2 separate regions of the Homo sapiens genome follow, and region 2 is linked to region 1. The links are chromatin loops, found by intact Hi-C in ENCODE. Cell type or tissue: CD4-positive, alpha-beta T cell. All regions are shown on one strand. Each heading gives the region's core, and the rest is flanking DNA. Links, peaks and the distances in the headings are about the cores only. Region 1 has its middle 12 kb from the start of TMEM121. Region 2 overlaps MTA1 (metastasis associated 1).

The links. Peaks named below come from ENCODE experiments on the same cell type or tissue, not always from the same donor. Only the 100,000 strongest peaks of a DNase experiment are listed, where the experiment ranks them.
Region 2: it touches region 1 in a loop (2.0-fold over the local background); 30 of 110 quality-filtered maps call a loop at or near these places.

Annotation. Positions count from the first base shown.
Region 1 is chr14:105,506,696-105,522,619 of GRCh38, reverse strand. No RefSeq gene overlaps it. Among named protein-coding and RNA genes, the nearest start is that of TMEM121, 12 kb to the left of the region's middle. RefSeq lists a silencer at 1,825-2,000 and enhancers at 10,197-10,696, 13,861-14,360, 14,361-14,862. In CD4-positive, alpha-beta T cell, for the core only: no CTCF peak of the experiment used is centred there; DNase peaks (open chromatin) are centred at 7,609, 10,529 and 10,669; H3K27me3 peaks cover 1,517 bases.
Region 2 is chr14:105,423,504-105,439,427 of GRCh38, reverse strand. MTA1 (metastasis associated 1) reads right to left here. Exons shown (of 21, transcript NM_004689.4): 2 at 689-756. Among named protein-coding and RNA genes, the nearest start is that of MTA1, 12 kb to the right of the region's middle. RefSeq lists enhancers at 1,429-2,025, 2,026-2,623. In CD4-positive, alpha-beta T cell, for the core only: no CTCF peak of the experiment used is centred there; no DNase peak of the experiment used is centred there.

The sequences.
Region 1 (15,924 bases), core at 4,254-12,253:
CCATTTAAAGGGTACAATTCAGGCCAGGCGCAGTGGCTCACACTTGTAATCCCAGCACCTTGGGAGGCCGAGGCAGGTGATCACCTGAGGTCAGGAGTTCAAGACCAGCCTGGCCAACACGGTGAAACCTCACCTCTACTAAAAACACACACACACACACACACAAAAATTAGCCAGGCGTGATGACCCACGCCTGTAGTCCCAGCTACTTGGGAGGCTAAGGCAAGAGAATCGCTTGAACCCAGGAGACGGAGGTTGCAGTGAGCCGAGATCATGCCACTGCACGCCAGCCTGGGCAACAGAGCAAGACTCTGTCTCAAAATAAATAAATAAATAAATAAAGTGTACAATTCAGCCAGGCACAGTGGCTCACTCCTGTAATCCCAGCGCTTTGGGAGGCCAGGCAGGAGAACTGCTTGATCCCAAGAGTTCGATGCCAACCTAGGTAACATAGCAATACCTCGTCTCTACAAAAAACACAAAGGGTAGGTGGGCATGGTGGCGCATGCCTGTAGTCACAGCTATTTGGGGGGCTGAGGTGGGAGGATCGCTTGAACCTGGGAGGTTGAGGCTACAGTGAGCCGTGGGAGCTGGGGCAACAGAGTGAGACTCTGTCTCCAAAAGCAAAAGTGTACAGTCTGGGCACAGTGGCTCACGCCTGTGATCCCAGCACTTTGGGAGTCCAAGGAGGGCAGATGACTTGAGGTCAGGAGTTCGAGATCAGCCTGGCCAGCATGGTGAAACCTCGTCTCTACTAAAATACAAAAATTAGCTGGGCGTGGTGGCGCACACTTGTAATCCCAGCTGCTTGGGAGGCTGAGGCAGAAGGAGCCTAGCTTGAACCCAGGAGGCGGAGGTTGTAGTGAGCCGAGATGGCACCACTGCACTCCAGCCTGGGTGACAGAGCAAGATAAGAAGGAGAGAGACAGAGAGAGAGAGAGAGAGGGAGGCAGGGAGGGAGGGAGGGAGAGAGAGGGAGAGGGAGAGGGAGGGAGGGAGGGAGAGAGAGGGAGAGAGAGAAAGAAAGAAAGAAAGAAAGAAAGAAAGAAAGAAAGAAAGAAAGAAAGAAAGAAAGAAAGAGGAAGGAAAGGAAAGAGAGAGGAAGGGAGGAAGGAAGGAAGGAAAATTTTACACATGTCATAATCAATTTTAAAAGATTTTCATCATCCCCAGAGCCAGTAGCATTCGCCCCCCTTTCACACCCACCCAGAGCCAGTAGCATTCGCCCCCCTTTCACACCCACCCAGAGCCAGTAGCATTCGCCCCCCTTTCACACCCACCCAGAGCCAGTAGCATTCGCCCCCCTTTCACACCCACCCAGAGCCAGTAGCATTCGCCCCCTTTCACACCCACCCAGACCCAGTAGCATTCGCCCCCTTTCACACCCACCCAGAGCCAGTAGCATTCGCCCCCTTTCACACCCACCCAGACCCAGTAGCATTCGCCCCCCTTTCACACCCACCCAGACCCAGTAGCATTCGCCCCCCTTTCACACCCACCCAGACCCAGTAGCATTCGCCCCCTTTCACACCCACCCAGACCCAGTAGCATTCGCCCCCCTTTCACACCCACCCAGAGCCAGTAGCATTCGCCCCCCTTTCACACCCACCCAGAGCCAGTAGCATTCGCCCCCTTTCACACCCACCCAGAGCCAGTAGCATTCGCCCCCTTTCACACCCACCCAGAGCCAGTAGCATTCGCCCCCCTTTCACACCCACCCAGAGCCAGTAGCATTCGCCCCCTTTCACACCCACCCAGAGCCAGTAGCATTCGCCCCCCTTTCACACCCACCCAGAGCCAGTAGCATTCGCCCCCTTTCACACCCACCCAGAGCCAGTAGCATTCGCCCCCCTTTCACACCCACCCAGAGCCAGTAGCATTCGCCCCCCTTTCACACCCACCCAGAGCCAGTAGCATTCGCCCCCCTTTCACACCCAATTTCTCCCCAGTTTTCCCAGCCCCTGGCAACCAATAATCTACTTTCTGTCTCCACAGATTTGCCTTTTCTGGACGTTTCATATAAATGGGACCATACCATATGCGGTCATCTGTGACTGGCTTATTTTGCTAAATGTGTTCAAGGCGCATTCATGTTGCAGCATGCATCACTACTTCCTTCCTTTTTATTGCCAAATAATATTCCATGCTCTTATTATCTCTTTATCAGTTGATGGACATCTTTTGGCTTTGTTTCCACCTTTTGGCCATTATGGATGTGGCTATGAACACTTCAGTACAAACTCTTATGTGGACCTGTGTTTATTTCTCTTAGGTGTCCGTCGAGGGGTGGAATGGCCGGGTCATACGGTAACTCTGTGTTTAACATTTTGGGGAAGCGTCGACTCTTTTTCAGATCATTTTACGTTTCCATCAGCAATATGTGAGGATTCCAATTTCTTCACACCCTTGCCAGCACTTGTTATTATCAACATGTTTAATCATAGCCATCGTGGCAGGTGTGAAATGTTGCCTCACTGTGCCTCTGATTTGCATGTCCCTGATGGCTAAGGACACCAGGCACTGGTCGTGTGTTTAGTGGCCATTTGCATATCTCCTTTGGAGAAATGTCTGTTCAAATCCTTCGCACGTTTTTCCATTGGGTTATTTATCCTTTTACTGTTCCACTCTAAGAGTTCCTTATATATTCTGGATACAATTCTCTTATCAGATATGTGATTTGCAAATACTTTCTCCCATTTTCTGAGTTGTCTTTTCAACTTTTTTTTTTTTTTTTTTTTTTTGAGACAGAGTCGTGCTCTGTCACCCAGGCTGGAGTGCTGTAGCACAATCTCAGCTCACTACAACCTCTGCTTCCGAGGTTCAAGCAATTCTCGTGCCTCAGCCTCCCAAGTAGCTGGGAATACAGTCACACGCCACCACACCCAGCTAATTTTTTGTGTTTTTAGTAGAGATGGGGTTTCACCATGTTGCCCAGGCTGGTCTTGAACGCCTGAGCTCAAGCAATCTGCCCACCTCAGCCTCCCAAAGTGCTAGGATTACAGGCATGAGCCACTGTGCTTGGCCATTTTGTTTTCTTTTCTTTTTTTTTTTTTTTTTTGAGACAGAGTCTTGCTCTGTCACCCAGGCTGGAGTGCAGTGGTGAGATCTCGGCTTACTGCAACCTCCGCCTCCTGTATTCAAGTGATTCTCCTGCCTCGGCCTCCTGAGTAGCTGGAATTACAGTCACGTGCCACCACGCCCAGCTAATTTTTGTAATTTTAGTAGAGACGGAGTTTCACCATGTTGGCCAGGCTGGTCTCAAACTCCTGACCTCAGACGATCCATGTGCCTAAGCCCCCCAAAGTGATCCATGTGCCAAAGCCCCCGAAAGTGCTGGGATTACAGGCGTGAGCCACCACGCCCAGCCTCAACTTTTTTTTTGAGACAGGGTCTCTCTCTGTCGCTCAGGCTGGAGTGCAGTGGCACAATGACAGCTCACCAGGGCCTTGATCTCCCAGGCTCAAGTGACCTTCCCACCTCAACCTCCTGAGTAGCTGGAACTACAGGTGCGCACCACCATGGCTGGCTAATTTTTTAATTTTTTGTAGAGACATGGTCTTGCTACTCTCGTTTCCCAGGCTGGCCTTGAACGCGTGGGCTCAATTGATCCTCCCACCTTGACCTCGCAAAGTGCTGGTATTACAGGCGTGATCCTTACCCACCCAACGTTTTTTATGGAGTCCCAAAGCACAGAAACTTTTTTTTTTTTTTGAGACAGTCTCGCTTTATTGCCCAGGCTGGAGTACAGTGGTGTGATCTCAGCTCACTGCAACCTCCACTTCCCAAGTTCAAGCAATTATCCTGCCTCAGCTTCCCGAATAGCTGGGATTACAGGTGCACACCACCACACTCGGCTAACTTTTCCTATTTTTAGTAGAGATATGGCTTCACCATGTTGGCGAGTCTGGTCTCGAACTCCTGACTTCGTGATCTGCCCACCTCAGTCTCCCAAAGTGCTGGGATTACAGGCACGAGCCACTGTGCCCGGCCAGAAACCTCTAATTTTAATTAAACCCGATTTATCTATCTTTTATTTTGTTGCTTGTGCTTTTCTGTGTCCTAAGAAGCTTTTGCATAATCCAAGGTCACAAAGATTTTCTCCTCTGTTTTCTTCTAGAAGTGTTATAGTTTTAGGTTTTACATTTAGGTGTATGATGCATTTTTAGTTACATTTTATGTCTGTTTTAAGGAAGGGATCTGCTATGGGCTAAATCATGGCTCCCAGAAAGATATGTTTCAGTCCTACCCTGATACCTGCCAACGTGACCTTATTTGGAAATAGGATCTTTGTAGGTATCATCTAGTTAAGTTGAGATCACACTGGATTAGGGTGGGCCTACATCCAATGTCTGTGTCCTTATAAGGAGAGAGGAAAGAAGACTGTATGAGGACAGGGACAGAGGTTGGAGGGAGGCAGCTGCAAGCTGAGAGTTGCTGGCAAGGTTACTGAAACACCAGGGTTTCATTCCAGGTCCTGCTGCTTGCTGCAAAGAAAGCCAATCACTGAGATGCCAAGTATGGCCAAGGAAGAAGGCTTTAATTGGGTGCTGAGCAGAGGAGATGGGAGCTCAGTCCCAAATCCATCTCCTGACTCACTAAAACCAGGGGTTTATATAGCAGGGGAAGAAATGTAACAACGTGTAAGAAAACAAGAACTAGAGAGGTGCAATGTATTACTCGTTTTCATGCTGCTGATAAAGATCTACCCCAAACTGGGAACAAAAAAAGATTTCATTGGACTTACAGTTCCACATGGCTGGGGAGTTCTCAGAATCATGGCAGGAGGTGAGAGGCACTTCTTACATGGCAGCGGCAAGAGAAAATGAGAGAGAAGCAAAAGCAGAAACCCCTAATAAACCATCAGATCTCATGAGACTTATTCACTATCAAGAGAATAGCACGGGAAAGACTGGCCCCCATGATTCAATTATCTCCCCCTGGTTCCCTCCCACAACACGTGGGAATTCTGGGAGATACAATTCAAGTTGAGATTTGGGTGAGGACACAGCCAAACCATGTCAGGCAAGGAAGCAATCATGATGAATGAGGGGTCCAGCATCTGTGCCTTGGTCTGGGTAGTTTCAGTTCTTTGATACTTTTCTGAGAGGCCTGAAGGTCCTTTGCTGAGGAAGAAATTCAGATAAAACAAAAGTTTCAAGCTTTAAGACCAGAAGGGTCCATTTCTGTGTTTTCAAAAAGAACAGTCTGTAGGACTATTGGGTCAGTTTCAGCAACACCAGTCCTGCAGACACCTTGATCTTGGGCTTCTAGCTTCCAGAGCGTGGGAGAAGGAATTCCTGTGGTTGACGCTGTCCCGTTTGCAGTGCTTTGTTAGGGCAGCCCTGGGGCACAGACACAGGGTCTAGCTTCCTGCTTAGGCATATCCAGTGCTCCCAGCACCATTTGTTAAAAAGACGATTCTTTCCCATTTAATGGTCTTGACATCCTTTTCAAAAATTGACTGGCCATAAAAACGTAAAGGTTTATTTCTGGATTCTCCACTCTGTTCCAGTAATCTGTAAGTCTGTCCTTCTGTGAGCCCCTCATTATCTTGATTTCTGCGGCTTTGTAATAAGTGTTGACATTGGGAAGTGTGGATACTCCAACTGTTTTCTTCAAGACTGTTTTGGGGCCAGGCGTGGTAGCTCACGCCTGTAATCTCAGCACTTTGGGAGGCCGAGGCGGGTGGATCACTTGAGGCCAGGAGTTCGAGACCAGCCTGGCCAACATGGTGAAACCCCATCTCTACTAAAAATAGAAAAATGAGTTGAGTGTGGTGGTGGGTCCTGTAATCCCAGCTACTTGGGAGGCTGAGGCATGAGAATAGCTTGAACCCAGGAGGCAGAGGTTGAGGTGAGCTGAGATCTCGCCACTGCACTCCAGCCTGGGTGACAGAGCCAGACTCCATCTCAAAACAAAACAAAACAAAAGACTGTTTAGTCCGCCCTGGATCCCTTGCATTTCCCTATGAATTTCAGAATCAGCTTGTCAATTTCTGCAACAACAAACAAAGAAGCCGTGTGCGGTTTTGATACTAGGGATTGCACTGAGTCTGCAGGTCAGTTTGTGATTAACATAGGATGTCTTTACATTTACTTTAGTTCGGTCTTCTTTAATTTCTTTCAACAATGTTTTGTCGTCTTCAAAACACGTGTTTTACAGTCTGGTTTTTTGTTTGTTTTTTTTTTTTTTTGCATAGAAAAATACACCACGCGTTGCCAACGTTTTACACTTCTTTTGTAAAATTTATTTCTAAGCGTTTAATTCTTTTCGACTCTGCTATAAATGGATTTTTTTACTTTATTTCAGTTGCTTGTGGCTAGTGCATAGAAATAAGTGGATTTTCTGCACATCGATCACAAGATTCTGCAACCTTGCTGAATTTCTTTATTAGTGCTAATATTTTTAGTTCATTTCTGAGGATTTCCTATATATAGTATTATATCATCCCCAGACAGAGAAGTTTTACTTCTTCCTTTCTGATCTAGATGTCTTTTATTTCTTTATCTTGCCAAATTGCCTTGACTAGAGCCTCCAGTACAATGTTGAATAAAAGTGGTGACAGTAGATATCCTTGTCTTGTTTTTGATCCCAGGGGAAGAGCATCCTGCCTTTTACCATTAAGGAGAATGTTAGCTGTGGGGCCTAGCAGATCTCTTTCATCAGATTAAGGAAGTTCCCTTCTATTCCTAGCTTTTCGAAAGTGGTAATTAATTTTTAACTAAAGTGCAAAAGTGATTCGACATTGGAAAGATAGTATTTTCACCAAATTAGACACGTGTGTGGGAAAAAAGAAAGGATCCTCAACCTAGACCTTCATTCCTTATGCAAAAATTAACTCAAGATGATCACAGGTCTAAATGTCAAGTGTAAAGCTACAAAACCTTTAGAAGAAAAAAACAGAAAAAATTTTCACAACCTGGGCCAAGGCTAAAAATATTCTTAGACACAACAACAAAAGCTCAATCCATAAAAGATAAATTGATAAATTGGATTTCATCAAAATTTAAACCTTTTTTTCTATGTAAAAGTCACTGTTAAGAGGATGAAAAGACAAATTATATACTGGGAGAAAGTATTTGTGTATTAGTCCGTACTCATGCTGCTATGAAGAAATACCCAAGACTGAGCCCAGGTGCAGTGGCTCACGCCTGTAATCCCCAGGACTTTGGGAGGCTGAAGTGGGTGAATCACCCGAGGTCAGGAGTTCAAGACCAGCCTGGCCAACATGGTGAGACCCTGTCTCTACTAAAAAATACAAAAATAAGCTGGGCATGGTGGCAGGGGCCTGTAATCCCAGCTACTCAGGAGACTGAGGCAGAGGAATCACTTGAACCAGGGAGGCAGAGATTGCGGTGAGCCAAGATCATGCCATTGCACTCCAGCCTGGGCAATAAGAGCGAAACTCCATCTCAAAAAAAAAAAAAAAGAAGTAACCAAGACTGGGTAATTTATAAAAGAAAAAGGTTTAATTGACTCACAGTTCCACATGCCTGGGGAGGCGTCAGGAGACTTAGAATCATGGCGGAAGGGGAAGCAACACGTCCTTCTTCACATGGCATCAGGAGAAAAAAGTGCTGAACAAAGGGTGAAAAGCCCTTTGTAAAACCATCAGATCTCGTGAGAACTCACTCACTACCAAGAGAAGAGTAGCATGGGGGTAACCACCCCCATGATTCAGTTACCTCACACTGGGTCCCTCCCACAACAGGTGGGGATTATGGGAACTACAATTCAAGATGAGATTTGGGTGGGGACACTGCCAAACCATATCAACTTATAAATCATGTATCAAACAAAAGACTTGTTTGCAGAATATATATATATATAATGTGTAATGTATATTAACATCTAATGTACATATTTATATATTTAACTTTTATTTTATGTTCAGGAGTACATGTGCAGGTTTGTTATATAGGTTAACTTGTGTCATAGGGGGTTGTTGTACAGATTATTTCATCACCCAGGTACTAAGCCTTTGTACTCATTAGTTATTTTACCTGATCCTCTCCCTCCTCCAACTCTCCACCCTCCAATAGGCCAGTGTCAGTTGTTCCCCTCTATGTGTCCATATGTTCTCATCATTTAGCTCCCACTTACAGGTGAGAACATGAATTTGGGTTTCTGTTCCTGCATTAGCTTGCTAAGGATAATGGCCCTCAGCTCCATCCACGTTCCTGCAAAGGACATGATCTCATTCTTTTTTATGGCTTCATAGTATTCCATAGTGTATATGTATCACATTTTCCATCCAGTCTATCATTGATGGGCATTCAGGTTGATTCTATGAGTTTGCTATCGTGAATAGCGGTGCATGTGTCTTTATGATATTACAATTTATATTCCTTTGGGTATATATCTAGTAACGGGATTTTCTGGATAGAATGGGAGTTCTGTTTTTAGGTCTTGGAGGAATCACCACATTGTTTTCCACAATGGTTGAACTAATTTACACTCCCACCAACAGTATATAAGTGTTCCTTTTTCTCCACAACTTCACCAGCACCTGTTAGTTTTTTACTTTTTTTTTTTTTTTTTTTTAGAGACAGAGTCTCACCCTGTCACCCAGGAGAGAGTGCAACGGCGCAATCTTGGCTCACAGCAACCTCCACCTCCCCAGTTCAAGCAATTCTCCTGCCTCTGCTTCACGAGTAGCTGGGATTACAGAAGCACGCCACCACGCCTGGCTAATTTTTTGTATCTTTTGTAGAGATGGGATTTCTCCATGTTGGCCAAGCTGGTCTCAAACTCCTGACCTCGTGATCTGCCCGCCTTAGCCTTCCGAAGTGCTGGGATTACGGTGTGAACCACCATGCCCAGCCTACATATTTTTTTAACTCTTAACATCGGCAATAAGGCCAAGCACAGTGGCTCATGCCTGTAATCTCAGTGCTTTGGAAGGCCGAGTCAGGAGGATCACTTGAGGCCAGGAGTTCGAGGCTGCAGTGAGCTATGTTGATGCCACTGCATTCCACCCTGGGAGACAGAACAAAACCCTGTCTCTAAAAATAAAAAATAAAAAAAAAATCTGCAGTAAATACAATAATCTAAAAATCGGCAAAGGACTTGAACAGACATTTCACCAAACAGGATACATGGATGCAAATCGGCACATGAGGAGTTCCATGCAGATTTAAACAGTGATGAGGTTCCCGTGCACACCTATTAGATGGCTAGGAGTTGATAGTTGTGTGAGGTTATGGGTTATGTGGAGGTTCCTAGTAAGATGGTAGATTTAAACCCAAATAGATTAGTGATTATAAATCAATTAGAAGAGTCCATCATAAGACAAATATATTCTGTTTCTGCAACTTACATTTACAATACATATACAGAAAGGTTGAAAATAAGAGAACAGGCCAGGCACGGTGGCTCACGCCTGTAATCCCAGCACTTTGGGAGGCCGAGGCAGGGGGAACACTTGAGGTCAGGAGTTTGAGACCAGCTGACCCTGGGTGCTGGACGTGCTCACTGCTGCCCGGCTGCCGCCGCTCAGGCTGTCTTTGCAGGCATGCGCACACCTGTGTTTCCACACCCATCCCTCTCCCAGGCCGTCAATGATTTAACCACAAGTTCATGCCAGTCCACAGGGCTTATTCCTAAATCCCCACTTTCCTGATGTGTAACCACCACTTACAGTCAGAGTCTCGCTCCCTCATCCTCAATCTCCCTATTTATTGTTCCATTCCGAATGCCTCCTCTGCCCATGCTAGGTGTGCTATTGAAAGCTCAGCCCCAAAGAAAGGAAAAGGGGAGGGCTTGGGCAACACGAGGAAAAAGCCAGCTGGAAAGCTGTGCCTTGGACACAGCAGACAGACTGCTGGCCCTTGGCTGAAGGTGACCCCTAAATACGCGTCCACATCCTAACCCCCAGAGCCCGGGAATGCACCCTTATTTGGAATAAGAGTCTTGGCAGATGTGATTAAGGATCTCGAGAGCAGGAGATCATCCTGCATTATCGAGTGGACCCTATATCCAATGACAACTGTCCTTATAAGACAGAGACATGGCCAGGTGTGGTGGCTCATGCCTGTAATCCCAACATTTTGGGATTACTGGAGCCCAGCCTGGGCAACATAACGAGACCTCCCCCCCATCTCCAAAAAAAATAGAAAAAAATTAGCTGGGCATGGTGGCACACACCTGTAGTCTCAGCTACTCGAGAGGCTGAGGTGGGAGGATCGCTTGAGCCCAGGGAGGTCGAGGCTGCAGTGAGCCATGATTGCACCACTTCACTCCAGCCTGGGTGACAGAGTGAGACCCTGTCTCCAAAAAATCTTTAAAGATAGAATGGCAGGACACACTACAAAGTCACCAGACCCAGCTGTAGGGCTGCACTGGCTGCCTCCGGGACTATGTGAGCATCACATAAATAATGAGAATAATGCATCATAACCCTCTGAGTAAAATAGGCACACACAAGTCCAAGCTGATGTGAATAAGCAGAGGGAGGGAAAGCTGCAGCTGGCAGCAGGCTCACTGAGGCATCCAGAAGGGAAGTGGACTCCGCCCTTCAGCCACATCACAGTCCTCACCTAGTTGGGCCAGAGTCTCAGGGTGCCCCTCAGAGGGTGAGCATGGGATTAGGACCAGGACACCCGGTCGGGTGGGAGTCTCGGGGCGCCCCGCGGAGGGCGCCCGTGGGAATTGGACCAGGACACTGACATCGCATTGGAGCATCACCCTCATACAATACTCAGGAATTATGCCGTAGTTAGCAACACATTTCACATTAACCTCACGGTGGAGGAGCGAGCGGTTGCCACTCTGACTAAGGGAGAGAGGTGGGTGGCACCCGCAGCAGGGCCCAGAGAGCCACACCCTCCTGAGCGAATGCCCTGAGGCTGACACAGCTCCATTCCCATACGTCCATCACACGCGTGTGTGTGTGTGTGTGTGTGTGTGTGTGTGTGTGTAGAGAATGGTCAGGTGAAATGTTAACAATTGAGGAATCTGTGTGAAGACATATAGGAGCTATGGTACCACTGTAGTATTTTTGTTGTTTGTTTTTTCTTTTTGTTTTGTTTGTTTGTTTTTGTGACAGGGTGTCACTCTGTCGCCCAGACCCAGAGTGCAGTGGTGCAATCTTGGCTCACTGCAATCTTCGCCTCCCAGGTTGAAGCAATTCTCTTGCCTCAGCCTCCAGCTCCCGAGTAAATGGGATTACAGGCACCCACCACCATGTCCAGCTAATTTTTGTATTTTTAGAAGAGGCAGGGATTCACCATGTTCAGCTAATTTTTGTATTTTTAGAAGAGGCAGGGTTTCACCATGTTGGTCAGGCTGGTCTCGAACTCCTGACCTCAGATGATCCACCTGCCTCGGCCTCCCAAACTGCTGAGATTACAGGCGTGAGCCACGGCGCCCAGCCACTACTGTAATTTTTTTATTTGAAATGATTTTTTAATAAAAGGTTTTCTAAAATCAATAAATGTAAGTCTTCACATTAACAGATTAAAGAAAAAAATGACCATATCAGTAGGTGCAAAAAAGGCATTTAGTAGATTCAATAGCTGTTCATGACTTCCTAAAACAGCTCTCAGTAGACGGAGAATGGAAGGGAGCTCTCCTTAATCTAATTAAGTACATCTACAGGAATCTGCTTTGCAAACAGCAATCTTCGTAGTGCAGAACTAGAACACTCTCTTCCAGCCAGAAGCAGACAGAGACGCTGCAGCCGCCTGGGCTGCTCAGCCCCTACTAGAAACACCAGGAAAACAGGGTGCTTCTTTCAGGAAGCAAGAAAAAGAAATAAGAATGGGGGATTTTAAGCTGGGCATGGTGGCTCACGCCTGTAATCCCAACACTTTGGGAGGTCGAGGCGGGCAGATCACGAGGTCAGGAGATCGAGACCATCCTGGCTAACACAGAGAAACCCCGTGTCTTTTAAAAATACAAAAATTAGGTGGGTGTGGTGGAGCGTGCCTGTAGTCCCAGCTGCTCAGGAGGCTGAGGCAGGAGAATGGTTTGAACCTGGGAGGCGGAGGTTGCAGTAAGCCGAGATCACGCCACTGCACTCCAGCCTGGGCAACAGAGCAAGACTCTGTCTCAAAAAAAAAAAAAAAAAAAAAGATTTGGAGATGTTTAAAATGAAACTATCATTAGTTTGTTTGTCTGTTTTGTTTTGTTTTGGTTTGGTTTGGTTTTTTGAGACAGAGTCTCGCACTGTTGCCCAGACTGGAGTACAGTGGCGCGATCTTGGCTCACTGCAACCTCTGCCTCCCGGGTTCCAGTGATTCTCCTGCCTCAGCCTCCCTAGTAGGTGAGATTACAGGCACCCGCCACCACACCCAGCTAATTTTTTTTTTTTTTTGTATTTTTAGTAGAGATGGAGTTTCACCATGTTGGCCAGGCTGGTCTCAAACTCCTGACCTCACGTGAGCCACCTGCCTCAGCCTCGCAAAGTGCTGGGATTACAGGTGTGAGCCATCGTGACTGGTCTTTTTTGTTTGTTTTTAAAGAGAGGGTCTTGCTCTGTGCAAGGTGGAGTGCAGTGGCATGATCATGGCTCACTGCAGTCTCAACCTTACAGGCTCTGACAATCCTCCTGCCTCAGCCTCCAGAGTAGCTGGGAATACAGGTGCACACCACCACATCCTGTTAATTTTTAAATTTTTTGTAGATACGGTGTGTAACAGTGTTGTCTGGGCTGGTCTCAAACTCCTGGCCTCAAGTGATCCTCCCACCTTGGCTTCCCAAAGTGCTGGGATTACAGGCATGAGCCACTATGCCCAGCCTAACCTACGATTAGTTTTTGCAAGTGATATAATTGTGTACTTAGAAAAGTCTTTTAAAATCTAGGCTGGGCACGGTGGCTCTTTGGGAGGCCGAGGCGGGCAGATCACTTGAGGTCAAGAGTTTGAGACCAACCTGGACAACATGGTGAAACCCCATCTCTAGCAAAAAATACAAAATTTACAAAAATTAGCTGGGCGTGGTGGTGGGTGCCTATAGTCCCAGCTTCTCAGGAGGCTGAGGCATGAGAATCGCTTGAACCTGGGAAGCGGAGGCAGAGGTTACAGTCAGCTGAGATCACACCACTGCACTCCAGCCTGGGTGACGGAGTGAGACCCTGTCTCATAAAAAAAAAAAAAAATCCAGAGATAAATTTTTTAGTATTAATAAGTGAGTTTAGCAAGACTCGCTAAACCAGGTCAAAATGCAGAAATCAGTTTCGGGTTTCTACAATTTTCAACAGAGTTAGAAAATGAAATGTAAATATGAAATGGGTGTGGGTGTGTGTGTGTGTATATATATGAGATATCTATATATAAGATATATATATATATCTTACAATATTTCAAAAAGACCAAATACTGAGAAACAAATCTAACAAAAGAAGTATAATACCTATATCCAGGAAACTATAAAACATTAATGAACACCTAACCCACGGAGAAGTGTGTTTGTAAGGCAGAAGAGCCAGCATTAACATTCTAAAGACATCAGTTCTCAAACTGATCTATGGATTCCACGTCATCCCAAGTAAAATCCCAATAGTTCTTTGCCTAATATTCGACAAACGGATTCTACAATGTCTATGAAATATGAGGCGTCGAGAAGAGTCCCAGGGCTCCCGACATAGGCGAGAGTGGACAACACACCCTCCCTGCCCTACATGGAGCCCGAGAGACGGCTGGAGTCATGAACACCATGTGGGCTTCCCAAAGGGAAAGAAGGAAGACCCAAGACGAAGATGGACACCAGGGCGGTACCAAGCGGCACACAGGGTGGCAGGAGAGCAGGGTCTTTTCCACAAGTGGTACTCGGACCCTTTTCACGTGGAAAAAAAAGAGAGTCAAAACTCATTGGCTGGGCACAGTGGCTCATGCCTACAATCCCAGCACTTTGGGACGCCGAGGCAAGAGGACCAGTTGAGCCCAGGAGTTCGAGACCAGCCTGGGCAACGTGGTGAGACCCGCCTCCCCAGTCTCTACAAAAAAATACAAAAATTAGCTGGGTGAGGTGGTGCACACCTGTAGTCCCAGCTACTCAGGAGGCTGAGTTGGGAAGATCCCTTGAGCCTGGGAGGCAGAGGCTGCAGTGGGCTGTGATTGGGCCACTGCACTCCAGCCTAGGCAACAGGAGACCTTATCTCAAAATAAAATAAAAAAAAAAGTTATGTGGCCAAAGCACCCAGCAAGTGTCATACTTCATGGACAAACTTTAGACACCTGCCCTCTGAGACTGAGAACAAGGACGCCCACTGTCACCAGGGCTGCTGAGTGTGCGTCAGCAAGACGGCAAAGGTAAACCCCGACAATCGCAGCCTCCCCCATGCCAGCCTCACACGCACCCCACCCTTCCTATGTATCACAGCCCCCACCGGCTCGGCTACTCTGCTTGAACCCTGATGACATGCAGGGTAATCACGCCATGTGGTATTGGTGAGGAACAGCCTGCTGGATCAGAAGGGAGGTCGGGGCAAGACCCCTGCACGGACAGGAGCCGATGTGGATGACAGCGACAGCGTGGACTGTGAGGAGGGCAGAGCTCCCAGGAGATGGTCTTGGGAAGCGGCTCACCCTATGGAGAAAAACTGGTTTCGACATGAGAGCACCTGCGGAGGTGGGCTGTGGACGAACGGAAGACCTAAGTGCTACAGGGAGAAGTGACAGAAGGAAACTGGGAGAAGGAGGACTGGGAGAGGGAAGCTCGTTTTCACAAAATGCTAAGGTGAAACCAAGAGTCAAAAAAAAAAAAAGACGAATTTGATTATAGCAAAGTTAAAATTTTCTGGGTAACCATAGGCAAATCTTTAACCAGACGACAGAATGGGAGAAGCTATTTATAGTGTGTAAAACCACTGAGAGATCCCTATCTTGAATTTTCAAGGAGTTCCTGCCACTCAATTTGTAAAAGACAGCAGGTCCCAAAAGAAAAACGATCAAAGGGTATGACCAGGCAGCTCACAGAAGAGGAAACCCAGAAACGAAGCAAGTGTGTGAAAGATGCTCACGGTCAATACTCAGAGAGATGGAAATTAGACGCAGAGACCACCTGACGCTCTGCTGGCAAACCCGCAAACGCTAGAAAACGCTGAGGGAGGGAGGGCCGGGACCCAGGAGGTAGGAGCCAGACAGGAGTACGGGCCAGAAAGGCCACTCGGGGAGTCACGGCACGTCCCCGACCAAGGGAAGGACCACAAGCCCTCCTTTTCTGTGGCCTGATCCCTTGGGCCCACCTGAGAGCTGCGTCTTTTGTGTGGCAGGGAGCGGGGGGCAGCCAGGTACCTGTCTGTGGAGAGTGGGTGGGTAGTTGCCTAAATGCTCCCCACTGGACGTGTGCGGGAGTTGGAAGCAGTGAGTCGCTGCAGGCGCACCTTAGAGGATGGAGCTTAAAACACAACAACATTCCATCCTGGCTAACACGGTGAAACCCCGTCTCTACTAAAAATACAAAAAATTAGCCGGGCGTGGTGGTGGGCGCCTGTAGTCCCAGCTACTCGGGAGCCTGAGGCAGGAGAATGGCGTGACCCCGGCAGTTGGAGCTCACAGTGAGCCGAGATCGCGACACTGCACTCCAGCCTGGGTGACAGAGCGAGACTCCGTCTCAAAAAAACAAACAAACAAACAAAAAACACAACAACACTAAGTGGAAAGAAATTATGAAGCCAGGTGCGGTGGCTCATGCTTGTAATCCCAACATTTTGGGAGGCAGAGGCGGGTGGATCACTTGAGGTCAGCCTGGCCAACATGGTGAAACCCCATCTCTACAAAAATACAAAAATTAGCCAGGCATGATGGCGGGTGCCTGTAATCCCAGCTACTGGGGAGGCTGAGGCAGGAGAATCACTTGAACCCAGAAGTCGGAGGTTGCAGTGAGCCAAGATCGTGCCATTGCAGTTCAGCCTGGGCAACAGAGTGAGACTCTGTCTCAAAAAAAAGAAATCACAGGAAAGTTAGGACGAGAGTTCCCAAA
Region 2 (15,924 bases), core at 3,616-11,615, 83 kb after region 1:
GAGGGGCCCATGTGTCACCACCCCCCAGGAAGGATCTGGTGCTGCCAGGCTCAATGCATGGGCACAACCACGTCCCCCGACCAAACAGCAAGCAACTGCCAAGGACTCATGGCAGACACAAACCAGGTGGGAGCAAGGGCTGCCTGAGTGACCAGGGAGGGCGCTTCCAGCCACGCAGACACCTCAGGGTTGGGGGCAGAGCTCACAGCCCTGCAGGGCTGCCTGAGTGACCAGGGAGGGTGCTTCCAGCCATGCAGACACCTCAGGGGTGGGGGCAGAGCTCACAGCCCTGCAGGGCTGGCTGCCAGGGTTCGGGCAGGGCAGGGGCACCGAGTATGGCTTTCTGCAGCCTTTGGTTGGTTTCAGAATCACACCATTCCGCTCGGGCTCCCCAGGGGACACTGGCATCTTCAGGGGACCCAGCACCCACAGACCAAGTGTAGAGTGGGCAGGCAGCTCAGGGCAGCTGCGCTGGGTCCTGCATGAGGCCACCAGGCCCCTCACTCAGTATCTCCAAGGAGGAGCCACGGTGCAGGTGACAGTGGACGGAGTCACTGAAGGGCCTGTGCAGTGGCCAGTCCAAGATCAGCCCCGAAAGGGGGCCACCCACACTGGCCACCCACAGGGCAGGAGCTGGCGTAGCCCCCACCCACTACCCCCCTGCAGCAACACCAGGGCCCCCCAGTACCTTGTTGAGCTCCTCGATTCTCCGGATCAGGTATGGGTTGCTGGAGGAGTTCTCAAAGTAGACGTAGTCTGCAAACAGCAACAGAGAGAGTGCCACCTGTGGCACCAAAGGCCAGACCCAGTCCCACCTCCCGTGGCCCAGGGACTCGGGGCTCAGGCGGGGCAGTGTCATCCCCTCACCTCTGCTCCCTCAGGCGAGGAATAAACAGAGGAAGCGAAGCCCCCACACCATCAGGGAGGGGTGGCTGCAACCAAAATGGACTGACAGGCTGGGTCAGGGACAGGGAGATGCATCTGGAGGGGCCGTTCCCAGCAGGAGCAGACAGCCCCCATCCCGGATCCTCACAGACGCCAGCTGCCCCCAAGGGCTCAGGCCCTTCTTGGGGAAGCTGTGGGGGCCAGGCGGCAGCTTCCCAGGCAAAGCCCAGCTCCAGCACTGCCCAGACCCTGCCGGGAGCCCCAGGACACCTTCCCACTGGCAGCAGCCAGCCTGGATGCTACACCCCCAGAGCCACGTGGCCACCACCAGCCACCAGCCCTGCCCACAGCGGCCCCCATCTTTCCCTCCAAAACCAACAGCAGTGACTACACAGAGAACACAGTTGGGGCTTCCTGGGCCCAGGCAGGCTCAAAAACAGGACAGAGTTGCTCCAGGAATGACAGGAATACCAGAGCTCACCAGAGCTCAGGGACAGCAACAGGCAGCAGGCACTGGGAGTGCCCCAAGATCGGCCATCAGGTGAGTACAGCGCTTCCCTCAGCGATGAAACCATCTGGCCCTCCAGCCTTCTCACCAGCTCCACAGACAGAGAGCCACGGAACCTTCCGGAGCCCAGAGGCTTACCCTGGAAGGCCCAGGGAAGTCCAGGCTGGTGGTGCTGACACCCCGATGCTCCAGGCCTCCTGGGGCCACCGCAGGGGCTCAGCTTGGGAGGCACTGAGGCCATGTCCTCACGAACCAGCACCACGAGCACCCTCGCCAGCCCACCCTGCATCAGCTCCGCAGGGGGGACTGAGCAGGAGGCCTGTCTCAGCTGGAATCAGCCCAGAGGCCCGCACAGGCCTGGGATTCAGCAAAATACAGCAAGACCAGCACCAAAGAAGCCCAGCCCATCTGTCCACACGGAGGCCAAACCCGTGCCGCGAGGACCCTGTGGAGGGGCCTGGAGAGCATCTCCCTCCTGCTGCTGGCACACACCTGCAGGCTCATGCCCCTGAGGACACGCCAGTGAGGACGCACCTGCAGGCTCGTGCCCGTGAGGACACACCCATGAGGACGCACCTGCAGGCTCATGCCCGTGAGGACACACCCCTGAGGATGCACCTGCAGTCACACGCCCATGAGGACACTCCCATGAGGACACACCCCTGAGGACGCACCTGCAGCCACACACCCATGAGGACACTCCCATGAGGACGCACCTGCAGGCACACGCCCATGAGGACGCACCTGCAGGCACATGCCCATGAGGACACACCCGTGAGGACACACCTGCAGGCACACGCCCGTGAGGACACATCTGTGGGTGCACACCTGGGAGGACGCACCTGTTTGGGCACCCATGTGCAAAGTCACACCTGTGCATGCAGCTCCTGAGCCCCCCGTGCTGCCTGAGCAAACCAGCTGATCAGATGAGGCTACGCCCACATAGAGCTCCACAGGACAACGGGCTAGGAGCATGGAGAGCCCAGAGGGGACACAGCCACGGTGCCCGGGGGACACGCACAGCAGTGAGCGTTCCCTGCAGAAAAGCCTGCAGAAGTGACAGGGGGCCTGTGGGTCTGTGTCACGGCTACAGGAGTGTTCTGAATGCAGGATGTGTCCACGCTTGTGCAACGCTGTGAAAACGCTAGAATTCACTGAATCACACACTCAAAATTGGTGGGTTTCATCACATGTAGATATCTCAAACTTTTTTTTAAAAAAGGTCTCAAATCAACGGTCTAACTTTTTACTCCAAGAAACCAAATAAATTAAATTCAAAACAATGCATCAAACTTGCCAAAAAATGGGGGAAAAATGTCCCTTAAGTGAGGAAAGACAAACAAGCTGGGGTCCATCCACTTGATGGAAGACTCCTCGGCAGGGGCCAGGAGTGAAGCCCCCTGGCAGCTCGGGGTCTGCAGCACCGGAAGGCCCTCTCGGGGGAGGTGGCAGGCACGACGGCTGCGTGCAGTGGGGCCACCTACAAGCTGCTGGCGCAGGAAAACCAAGATGTGGAAGACGTGAGAATTTGGGAATTTGGGAACTATTCTGTATCATGACTGTGGTACAACAACATGACTATGGACTTCCAAAATTCACGGAACTGTACACGTAAAAGGAATTGTACTGAATGTAAATTATGCCTTAATAAACGGACAAATAAAGCAAGAAGGCAGGAAATGATAGAGTAAAAATAACATGAAACAAAAATAGTAGAGGGGAAAATATCAGAGGAACCAAAAGCTGAGTGTTTGCTTGTTTGAGATGAAGTTTCGCTCTTGTTGCCCAGGCTGGATGGAGTGCAATGGAGCGATCTCAGCTCACTGCAACCTCCGCCTCCCGGGTTCAAGTGATTCTTCTGCCTCAACCTCCCGAGTAGCTGGGATTACAGGAGCCTACCACCACGCCCAGTTAATTTTTGTATTTTTAGTAGAGACGGGGTTTCACCATGTTGGCCAGGCTGGTCTCAAACTCCTGACCTCAGGTGATCCACCTGCCTCAGTCTCCCAAAGTGCTGAGATTACAGGCATGAGCCACCATGCCCAGCCTACAAGCTGGTTATTAACAAGATCAATAAACTGAAATCTATAGCCAGACTGACAAAGAAACAAAGAGAGAAGCCACAAGTAACCAACATCAGGAACGACAGATGGGACATCACTACGGATCCTACTGACACGAGAAGGGGTGTAAGGAGTATTATGGAGGACTTTATGCCACAGAACTTGACAACTTAAATGAAATGAACCAATTGCTTGAAAGATATAAACACCAAAGCTCATTCAAGAAGAAACAGGTAACCCTATCCATACTACGGAAATACAACAACAAGAACTCTGCGCCCAGATGGCTTCATTGGTGAAGTCTATCAAACATTTAAGGAAAAATTAACACCAATTCTACACAACTCTTCCAGAAAACAGAAAAGGAGGGAACACTCCCCAGCTGACAGTGAGAACGCCATTGCCCTGATACCAAAACCAAAGACACACAAGAAATCAGGAGGATTGCTTCAGTCCAGGAGTTTGAGACCAGCTTAGGCAACATCACAGGACCCCATCTCTAAAAAAAAATTATTTTTAATTATGCAGGTGTGGTAGCATGTGCCTGTAGTCCCAGCTGCTTGGGGGCTAAGGCAGAAGGATCGCTTAAGCCCAGGAGTTTGGGGCTGCAGTGAGCCATGATGGTACCACTGCACTCAAGCCTGGGTGACAGAGTGAGATGCCATCTCTAAATATAACTTAAATTTTTAAAAACATTCAAAAACCAGTGTAGCTCATCATATTCACAGAATAAGTAAGAAAAGCCCTATGACCATCTCCGTAGATGCAAGAATATAATCTGAAAAAATCCAACACATACGCTATTAAACTCTGAGCAAACAAGGAACTAAAGGGTACTTCCTCAGCCTGGTAATACATTTACAAAAAACCTACAGCTAGCATCATCCTCAGTGGTGAGAAAAGGGCTGCTTCTGCTGAGATCAGGGATGTGCCAAGGGTATAGCTACTCTCACCACTACTGCTGACCATCGAGGAAGTCCCAGCCAGTACAATGGGAAGAAAAATCAATGAAAGGCACACAGACTGGATATGAAGAAATAAAACTTTCTATACGCAGATGATGTGACTTTCTATATAGAAATCCCCAGAGTCTACAAAAAAAGCTATTGAAACTGCTGAGTAAGAGTTTTGCAAGGTCACAGGTCAATATATAAAAATAAGTCCTCTTTTGGGCTGGGCATGGTGGCTCACGCCTGTAATCCCAGCACTTTGGGAGGCTGAGGCGGGCGGATCACCTGAGGTTGGGAGTTCAAGACCAGCCTGACCAATATGGAGCTACCCCATCTCCACTAAAAATACAAAAAAAATAGCTGGGTGTGGTGGTGTATGCCCGTAATCCCAGCTACTCAGGAGGCTGAGGCAGGACAATCGCTTGAACCCGGGAGGCGGAGGTTGCGGTGAGCTGAGATCACGCCATTCACTGCACTCCAGCCTGGGTAACAAGAGTGAAACTCTGTCTCAAAAAAAAAAAAAAAAAAAAAGTCCTCTTTCTACGTACTACTAACAAATGGAAATCAAAATTGTAAAAGTACTATTCACAAGAGCACCAAGAAAAATTAAATACTTACAATATAAATTTTACAAAAGATCTATAGATGTTTAAAGATCAAAAGATCTGTGCAAAGATCTACATGCTGAAAAGTACAAAACACTGGTGAGAAAAATCAGCAAAGATCTAAATAAATGGTAACAGATAAGGTGTCAAGGGTTAAAATACATGTTGGTGAGCTTCCTATAAAGGTCCAGATAGTCAATACTCCAGGCTGTGCAGGCCAAGAGGCCACACCAAGGATATTACATAGGGACTAATGTAACAATTTCTACACATTTCATACTGATGAAATCAAAATAACTGGGCCAGGCGCAGTGGCTCACACCTGTAATGCCAGCACTTCAGGAGGCGGGCAGATCACTTCAGGAGATCGAGACCATCCTGGCCAACATGGTGAAAGCCTGTCTCTACTGAAATACAAAAAATTAGCCAGGTGTGGTGGCACGCACCTGTAGTCCCAGCTACGTGGGAGGCTGAGGCAGGGGAATCGCTTGAACCTGGGAGGCGGAGCTTGCAGTGAGCCGAGATTGTGCCACTGCACTCCAGCCTGGTGACAGAGCAAGACCCCATCTAAAAAAATTTTTTTAAAAAGCTGAGTGCAGCTTTCTATAATACAGATGCACTCATGAGAGGACTTGTTTTGGGAGATGACATATTGCTTCACTGGGTTCAAATTTAATGTTCTTTATCACCAAAATCAACAACAAAGGTGCATCCATTAGTGCTGGCTTATAGTGAGTTCATGTGTTTCCTCTGTAACTGTCTTTCCACACAGGTACTGCCAGGCACACTGTCAGCCCCAGGTGCGTGGCTCTAAGTGAGCAGCCTCGCTACTCCCTTTCCTGGAAAGGGCCAGCTCAGCAGGCTTGGATTGCCCGCATTCTTCCTTCCAGAGAGGTCTGACCCTTGACCTGCTCCTAGGAGGTCACCTCGGAGCTCTTGGAGCATCCTGCCTGCCAACAGCGTCTGCTCACCCAGGGCCTCAGGCCACCTCAGAGAGGCTACCCTGACAGTGACGTACCGCGGTGCCTTGTGGCATCAGCCTGACCTCTGGAGGGGCTGAGACGGAGGGACCGAGGGCAGCCACACCGGTGCTCAGCCAGGCCCACCTGACCAACCTCTAAAAACACCTGGACCACCAAGGCTCACGGGAGCGTCCCTGCTTGGAAATACGCCAGGCCTGTCATCACAGACCACTGCTAGACCTACACACCGCCCACGTCTCTGCTGGGAGAGACGCCGGAAGCCCACCCCTGGTCTCTCCTGAGCCCGGCCCCTGTGCCGCTTCCCTTTGCTGATTTGAGTCTGCGTCCTTTTGCTGTAATCAACCGTACCCCTGGCAGAAATGCTCTGCTGTATTCCATGAGTCCTAGTGAATTACTGAACCCGAGGGTGGTCTTGGGGCCCCTATATTACAGCACGGGGTTACGCTACAGTCCAATCGCTTTCGACTGAAGCTCAGGCGGGAGCTCCCTAACACACAGCTGAGTGGATTTTGAAATGTCGACGTTTCCCTTGCACTCGCATGGAAGTCGCAGACACTCTGCTGTAACCACAGTGTGAGCCCAGAAAAGCAGCTCACTGCAAATCTGTGTGGCAATGCAGACTTTGCCTCTCATTTTACCTCTTGACAATAAGAAAACTGTACAAAGCAGTTTGTGATTTAAACATGAGCTGTTGCCAAAGTGACTTCATCACAGTATAAATTTTGCAAATAAATGTGGTTGTGCCTCGTAACTTTAAGATGAATTCATAAAGAACGTAGAGAACATCATGCAGCAAAAACTAGTTTCCCAAGTCATCTGGTGTATTGATGATGGCAGTCAACAGTGGTTCTTCTCATTCTGAAATTTTCCAATTTCGGCGCTTTTTCAAAAAGCAGGCCAGACACGGTGGCTCACGCCTGTAATCCCAGCACTTTGGGAGGCCGAGGCAGGTGGATCATGAGGTCAGGAGTTTGAGACCAGCCTGGCCAACATGGTGAAACCTCATCTCCACTAAAAATACAAAAATTAGCCGGGCATGGTGGCATGTGCCTGTAATCCCAGCTACTTGGGAGGCTGAGGCAGGATAATTGCTTGAACCCAGGAGGCAGAGGTTGCGGTGAGCCGAGATCACGCCACTGCACTCCAGCCTGGGTGACAGAGCAAGACTCCGTCTCAAAAATAAATAAATAAATAAAAAATAAAAATAAAAAAGCAATAGAACTTCACCACTGCCAACTCATCAAGCTGCTGCACAGGACAGCAAGTCAAGATGTTCAGCTTTAGGCCAGGCACAGGGGCTCACACCTGAGCCCAGGAAATTGAGGCTGCAGTGGGCCAGGACTGTGCCACTGCTCTCTAGCCTGGGCAATAAAGCAAGACTCTATCTCTTTAAAAAAGGTTTTTTTTTAATTCACAGAACTGATGACATCAAGTCCACAAGGTCAAATGAAGTTCACTGTTGACACTACTGGTTCAATAAGGCATGACAGACTCAAATACTTTCCACAGGCCGGGTGTAGTGCCTCACGCCTGTAATCCCAGCACTTTGGGAGGCTGAGGTGGGCGGATCACCTGAGGTCAGGAGTTTGAGACCAGCCTGCCCAACATGGTGAAACCCCATCTCTACTAAAGATACAAAAAATAGCCAGGTGTGGTGGTGCATGCCTTTAGTCCCAGCTACTTGGGAGGCTGAAGCAGGAGAATCACTCGGGCCCGGGAGGCAGAGGTTGTAGTGAGCCGAGACTGCGCCACTGCACTGCTGCCTGGGCAACAGGGCGAGACTCCACCTCAAAAAGTAAAAATAAAAATAAACAAATACTTTCCACAAAATATTTACCTGCCAACAAGTAATAGAATGAATAACTATAGGCTTTTGGCACTTTGTATGTTTAACAACCCTTGTAAATTTGTCCAACCAAGCCCTTTTCTGTGCCACACATTTCTCGTGTCAGTAGGATCTGTAGTGATGTCCCATCTGTTGTTCCTGATGTTGGTTACTTGTGGCTTCTATTTCTTTGTCAGTCTGGCTATAGATTTCAGTTTATTGGTCTTGTTAATAACCAGCTTGTAGGCTGGGCACAGTGGCTCATGCCTGTAAATCCCAGCAGTTTGGGAGGCCAAGGTGGGTGGATCACCTGAGGTCAGGAGTTTGAGACCAGCCTGGCCAATATGGTGAAACCTGGTCTCTACTAAAAATACAAAAATTAACTGTGCGTGGTGGTGGGCGCCTGTAATCCCAGCTACTCGGGAGGCTGAGGCAGGAGAAGTGAGGACAGTCTTGTGGGACTCAGCCCTTCAGCTGCAGAACCTAATATTCTCTCCAGGTAAGCAGTGTCAAAATTGGGTTAAATCACTGGATAACCGACTGGCTGCTGGTAGGGAGAAACCCCACACACATTCCAGGGACCAGAGGTGAAGTGTTCTGTGTTGAACGTGTGAGACTGGGAAAAAGTTAAGTTTTTCCTGTCCCTATCACAAATATTCAACCCCACCACGGTAGCTCAAAGCAGCCACATAATAACTGGAATCCCTCCCATTAGTGCGGCCGTGTTCCCATAACACTTTATTTCTGAGCACTGAAATGTGAATTTCATATAATCTTCATGTGTCATGAAGTTTTCTGCCTTTGATTTTTTTCTCAACAATTAAAAAATGTAAAACCCATTCTTAGCTCGTGAGTCATCAAAAACAGGCAGCGGGCCAGTTTGCCAATCCCTGTACGAGAGGACCCAAGATTGGTTTAGATGCCAATTATTTCCCAAACATCTACACGGGCATCATGCTTAGCTTGATGATGCTTTGCAGGTATTGTGTTTCTTACAAATTGAAGGTTTGTGGCAACGTGCATCAAGTCAAGTCCATCGGTGCCATTTTTCCAACAGCAGGTGCTCACTACGTGTTGCTGTCACGTTTTGGTAATTCTCTCAACATTTCCAACTTTTTAACCATGATTCTATCTGTGATGGCGATCTGTGGTCATTGCTCCTCGATGCTACTATTGTAATTGTTTTGGGCATCATGAGCCATACCCCAACTAAGAACTTAATTGATAAATGTGTGTGTTCCGACTGCCCCAGGAACTGGCCATTCCTCCATTTCTCTCCCTCTCCTGGGGCCTCTCTATTCCCTGAGACACAACAATACTGAAATTGGGCCAACTAGCAACCCTGCCATGGCCTCTAAGTAGTCCAGTGAAGGGAAGAGTTGAGGGTCACACATCTCTCACTTTAAAACAAAAGCTGGAAATAAATGACTAAGCTTAGTTAGGAAGGCCTGTCGAAAGCCAAGATACCCTAACGGAAAGCCTGGTCTTCAGCGCCAAGCAGGTAGCCCAGTTGTGAATGCAGAGGAAAAGTTCCTGAAAGAAACTAAAAGTGGGTCGGGCGCAGTGGCTCACACCTGTATTCCCAGCACTTTGGGAGGCCAAAGCAGGTGGATCACTTGAGGTCAGGAGTTTGAGACCAGCCTGGCCAACATGGTGAAACCCCATCTCTACTAAAAATAAAAAAATTAGCCAGGCATGGTGGTGTGTGCCTGTAATCCCAGCTACTCGGGAGGCTGAGGTGGGAGAATCACTTGAACCCGAGAGCTGGAGGTGGCAGTGAGCCAAGATCGCACCACTGCACTCCAGCCTGAATGACAGAGCGAGACTTGGTCACCAAAAAAAAAAAAAAAAAAAAAGGCCGGGCGCAGTGGCTCACGTCTGTAATCCCAGCACTTCGGGAGGCTGAGGCAGGTGGATCACAAGGTCAGGAGATTGAGGCCATCCTGGCTAACATGGTGAAACCCCGTCTCTACTAAAAAAATACAAAAAATTAGCCGGGCATAGTGGCGGGCACCTGTAGTCCCAGCTACTCGGGAGGCTGAGGCAAGAGAATGGCGTGAACCTGGGAGGCGGAGCTTGCAGTGAGCCGAGATCGTGCCACTGCACTCCAGCCTGGGTGACAGAGGGAGACTCTGTCTCAAAAAAAAAAAAAAAAATTAGCCGGGTGTGGTGGTGGGTGCCTGTAGTCCCAGCCACTTGGGAGGCTGAGGCAGGAGAATCGCTTGAACCCGGGAGGCGGAGGTTGCAGCGAGCCGAGATCGTGCCACCGCACTCCAGCCTGGGCGACAGAGCAAGACTTCATCTCCAAAAAACAAAAAGTGCTGCTCCAGTGAACACAAGCCTGATAAGACAGCTGAACGGCCTTAGTACTGATAGAGAGAAAGCTGAAGTGCCGGGATGGGAAATCAAAGCGGACACATTCCCCGAAGCCAGAGCCCCAGCCTGAGCGAGGCCCTAACTCCCTTCAGTTCTACGAAGGCTGAGGGAGGTGAGGAGGCTGCAGAAGAAAAATCTGAAGCTAGCAGAAGTTGGCCCATGAAGTTCAAGGAAAGAAGCCATTTCTACCACATAAAAGTGCAAGGTGAGGCTGGGCACAATGGCTCATGCCTGTAATCCCAGCATTTTGGGAGTCAAGGCAGGAGGATCACTTGAGGCCAGGGGTTTGAGACTAGTGTGGGCAACATAGTGAGACCCCATCTCTACAAAAATAAATAAAACTAGCCAGGCATGGTGGCGTATGCCTGTAGTCCTAGCTACTCGGGAGGCTGAAGTGGGGAGGATCACTTGAGCCCAAGAGACTGAGGCTACATACAGTGAGCCAAGATCATACCACTGCACTCCAGCCTGGGCAACAGAGCAAGATGTTGTCTCAAAAAAAGAAAAAAAAAAAAGAAACACTTCTTTTTGGTTTCTGTAGAAATTAACAAGCCAATTCTAAACTCTGTAAGGGAAAGCCAAGTAACCAGAACAGGCTAAACAATTTTGAAAATGAGGAACAAAGTTCAAGGATTCCTACTACTTGATTTCAAGAATTACTATAAGGCTGGGCATGGTGGCTCACTCCTGTTACCTCAGCACTATGGGAGTCCGAAGTGGGAGGATCGCTTGAGCCCAGGAGTTCGAGACCAGCCTAGACAACATAACGAAAAACTTAGCTGGGTGTGGTGGTGCACACCTGTGGTCCCGGCTGTTCAGGAGGCTGAGGTGGAAGGATCACTTGAGCCTGGGAGGTGGAGGCTGCAGTGAGTCATGGCTGTACCACTGCACTCCAACCTGGGTGACAGACTGAGACCTTATCTCAAAAAAAAAGAAAGACGCCAGACTCAAAAGCCCACATGCTGTGCAATTCCACTTCTACCACATTCTGGACAAGGCAAAACGGCAGGAACAGAAAATAGGTCAGTGTTGCTGGGAGCTGGGGGAGAAGAGGGGGCTGACTACAGAAGGTCACAAGAGAAGCATGTCAGGTGTGGAAGAGCTGCAGCGACCACACAGCTGTGCATGAGTGGAAAACCACAGGCCCCTACACATAAGTGGGTTTGCCATGTGAAACGTGTATCTCAATAAACCTAACTTTTTTTTTTTTTTTTTTTGAGAGAGTCTCACTCTGTTGCCCAGGCTGGGGTACAGTGGTGCGATCTCCACTCACTGCAACCTCTGCGTCCTGCACGCAAGTGATTCTCATGCCTCGGCCTCCCAAGTAGCTAGGATTACAGGCACGCACCACCACGCCTGGCTTTTTTTGTATTTTTAGTAGAGATGGGGTTTTGCTGTGTGGTCAGGTTGGTCTCAAACTCCTGAGCTCAAGTGATCTGCCCACCTCAGCCTCCCAAAGTGTTGGGATTACAGGTGTGAGCCACCATGCCCGGCCTAAACCTTACTTTAAGTTAAAAAAATATACACGCACCCAGAGTCAATTCTCATTGTTTGCAGTAATTACGTTCCATAAAGTCACCACTAATACTGAACACCGTACCTCTGTTCCTACAGGAAATACAGGGTCAGGTTCCTACGAGCCTCTGGTCACAACATTTTCAGCAACCAATCAATACGCAACAGCCTTATTTTACGTTTCTGTCAAAGAACTTTATAATTATTATTGTTCTCCGACACTGAACTCACGTGGGGCAGAGCCTGTCCAACACACGTTCTCTCCATGGGACCCATCCCAGCCTGCCTGTGTCCAGGGACACTCAACAGCACTGCGGCACCTCCCCCAGGGGCATCTAAAAAGCAAAATCACCAAGAGCCCCCAAATGCAAGAAGCATGGCCCTCAGTAGATGGAGAAAGGACAATTTGCTTCCAACATGGGAGCAGTGGCAGAGGGCAGGGTGCCTCGCTCACCCCAGCAGGCACCCAAGCACCACGCAACTTGGGCTTTTAGCAGCCTGTGCGTGCCCGCAAATGACTGGGAAAGTGACATAAGTGTGAATTTTGGGGTTACACGTAAGTTTTAACAAATAGGGGATGGGGCCACAGAAGAATTGGGGGAGAACAGACACAACCCCCAAGATCATTGAGCAACAAGAGCTGTGCGGCAGGGCGGTGCCCGTGGTCCCTGCCTGTCCGGGACCCTCCAGGGCACAGCCCACTCTCCTGAGCTCACCCACAGCCAGGTCTGCCATGGTCAGAGACAGGAGACCAGGGAGCACAGAGAGGAACTTTGTCTTTTCCCTTTTGGGAACAGAGTCAAGAGAAACAGCAACAGTGGTCAGGAAAGCCCCCAGCACCCCTGCTCCAGGAGCCGGGTCTCCATGTGACAACGTCCCAAATGCTGCAGGGGTGTCCTGTATTTTTATCTGCAAAACCTGGGCACTGCTGCAAGCCTCGCGCCCGGCCCATCCTTGGGGTCATCCTCCTCCGTTGCTGTCCCCACAAAGTCCAAGAAGGATCGGAGACCAGAGCCCCAGCATCCGAGGTGCATCCGGCAGTCAAGGGATGGGGACAGCGGCCCCCAGGGGATGCAGACAGACGTTCCCTCATGCAAGTGGCCAGATGGCCCAGGCACTGTGTCTCCTGGAGGAATGGGACAGAACACGCCCCTCCCTCAGAACTGCCCTAGCCCAGCCCAGAGAACGCCACACCTCAGGGCCAGCCCCCACGTGCGCTGCGCCCTTGCTGTCCTCTGAAGGCAGGGGATGAGCCAGGGCAGAATCAGGTGTGCCCCATACCTGACTCCACCGCTGACCAACTGCACAGGCCTTGAGGCTCTTTTTTTTTTTTTTTTTTTTTGTGAGACGAAGTCTCGCTCTGTCACCCAGGCTGGAGTGCAGTGGCGTGATCTCGGCTCACTGCAACATCCATGGGCTCATTTTTAAGGTATGCTTGGTACCAGGAGCCGCTGCCGCTGCCCTGGTTTCCTCCCCTGTGACGACGCTGCTGTGAGGACAGCCTGGCAGGGCACGGACGGGAAGGGACGCGTGGTCCCCTCCATGCCCCAGGGGTCCCCCAACCGCACAGATCTGCAGACCCTCCTCCTAATGGCACCCACAGAGCTCAGGCCCTGACCGTGAAAGGGCTCTGGGGGCAGGCGGGCACTCGAGCTCCTCAGGCCACCGGGCAGAGAAAGCAGCAAAGCCCACGCCAGGCCGGATCACGGGGCTGCAGTGCTGAGGCCCGCCCCAGGGAGGCTGCCGGGCGGCTCTGAGGAGCGGTCACCTCAGACCCCTCAGGTGCGCTGCATGGCCCAGGCGGGAGCAGCCTAGAGGGTGGTGCAAAGCCCATAGAAGCAAGCCTTGGGGCCTGGGCTCGGGGGTGCCGGGGGCACATTGGTGGGGCGGGTGGGGTATAGGGGCGAGGTGCTGGGTGGCCTTGCACTATGAGGGTGGCCCCAGCCTCCCTGGGCTTGGCTCCATCGCCACCAAGATCCCCCAGTCCGCACACTCAGACATGAGCCCACCGGGACAGGAATGGAGCAGGCCAGCTGGGGTGGGGGTGGGGGTGGAGACACCAGCAACACGAGAGCCCCAGAAAGCAGTGAGCCCAGGTAGCACACGAGGAAAGACATTTGGAGAATATTAAATGCTCTGCCGGGCATGGTAGTTCACAGCCTTGCAAACCCAGCGGCACTTTGGGAGCCCAAGGCAAGAGGATCGCTTGAGGACGGGAGTTCGAGACCAGCCTGGGCAACATAGTGAGACTCCGCCTCTATAAAAAATCTTAAAATTAGCTGGGTATGGTGGTGTGCACCTGTGGTCTCAGCTACTCAGGAAGCTGAGATGGGAGGATCGCCTGAGCCTGTGGGGTGGAGGCTGCAGTAGCTGTGATGGTGCCACTGCACTCCAGCCTGGGCAACAGGAGACCCTGTCTCAAAAAAAACATAATTACATGCTCCCAAGACAGCCTGCTGGAGTCTAAGGTAGGGTCTAAGCTGCCCCCCAACCAGGTCTCAGGGTGGGCTCCTCCTGGGGAAGGGGGGCCACCCTCCCTAGCAGGACTCAGCCCATAATCTGGCAAGAGCACTCCAAGTTCAGCAGGAGGAGGAAGGAGGCCCTGCAGCCAGTGCTCCCCCAAGCCGCCTCCCGGGTACCTGGCCAGGCACACGGCACCTCCTCTGGCATCCCAGCCTCACCTGCTGACCAGCGTCCAGATGCGCAGCTGGGGACCCACCTCTAGGTAGGATGCCTGCAGGGCCACTGCAGCAGTTTTGACACCCAGAACCCACACACACGGGCGGGAACGGCACTGCCAGGGCGGGTCGGGCGCGAGGGATGTGCTTCATTGGACCATATATTCCAACATCTCTCACTGACAGCTACTTTTTTATTATTCTGAGAGCTTAACGATCAAATTCTCCACTCAGAACAATATGGGGCCAGGCACCGTGGCTCACGCCTGTAATCCCAGCACTTTGGGAGGCCGAGGCGGGTGGATCACTTGAGGTCAGGAGTTCGAGACCAGCCTGGCCTAGATGGTGAAACCCTGTCTCTACTAAAAACACAAAAACTAGCCAGGTGTGGTGGTGCACACCTGTAATCCCAGCTACTCAGGGGGCTGAGGCAGGCAAATCACTAGAACCCAGGAGGCGGAGGTTGCAGTGAGCCGCGATTGTGCCACTGCACTCCAGCCTGGGTGACAGAGTGAGACTGTCTCAAAAACAAAAAAAAAAGCCAGACGCAGTGGCTCACGCCTGTAATCCCAATACTTTGAGAGGCTGAGGCGGGTGGGTCACAAGGTCAGGAGATCGAGACCATACTGGCTAACACAGTGAAACCCCGTCTCTACAAAAAAAAAAAAATTACAAAACATTAGCCAGGCATGGTGGCGGGCGCCTGTAGTCCCAGCTACTTGGGAGGCTGAGGCAGGAGAATGGTGTGAACCCGGGAGGCGGACTTGCAGTGAGCCCAGATTGCGCTACTGCACTCCAGCCTGGGGGACAGAGCGAGACTCCGTCTCAAAAAAACAAAGGTGGAGCAAGCCAGGAGTGCTCAGTGGCTGAGGCAGGAGAAGCTCAGTGGCCCATCCTGCCTGGAGAGTGAGCCAGGGCTGCCAATGGCGCAGTGCTGAGGCCGATCCTCACAGGCCAAGTGGGACAGCCCCATGCCATCCCCTCCAGGACATCACACCTGGGCCCCTGCCACTTCTACCACTCCCGCTCCTGGTGCTCACAGGACGGCCGTGTCTCCAGGGCTCTTCCCTGCCTTCTTGGAAAAGATGGGTGGGACCCCAAAAGTCGGCCCATGGAGCAGCAAGTGCCTAGGGACACGGTGCACTCAGCACTCCAGGGTAGGGCGGCGCTGGCTGCAGCCCTCTACAAATCTGACATTTTTTTTAAGTTTACTTTTTTCCCCACTGGCAAGTATATAGAGCAATAAAGTTTAAACTTCAAAAAAACACTAGAATAAAAATACAAAAGCAACATTTCTAACAGCGCGCCAGAGCGCAGATGATGGCACATGCCAAGCCCAGTGAAGACCAGCAGCACGGACAGGGTGCTTCCGCCCAGGCTGCGCCAGAGACCGGGGCAGAGCCCGCGGCCCTGCAGGGGCAGGGGCTTTCTGGCATCCTTTCAAACTACATTAAAATTTTTTTTTTTTGATACGGAGTCTCACTCTGTCACCCAGCCTCAACTTTTATTAAAATTAAAACAAAAAGGCCGGGCATG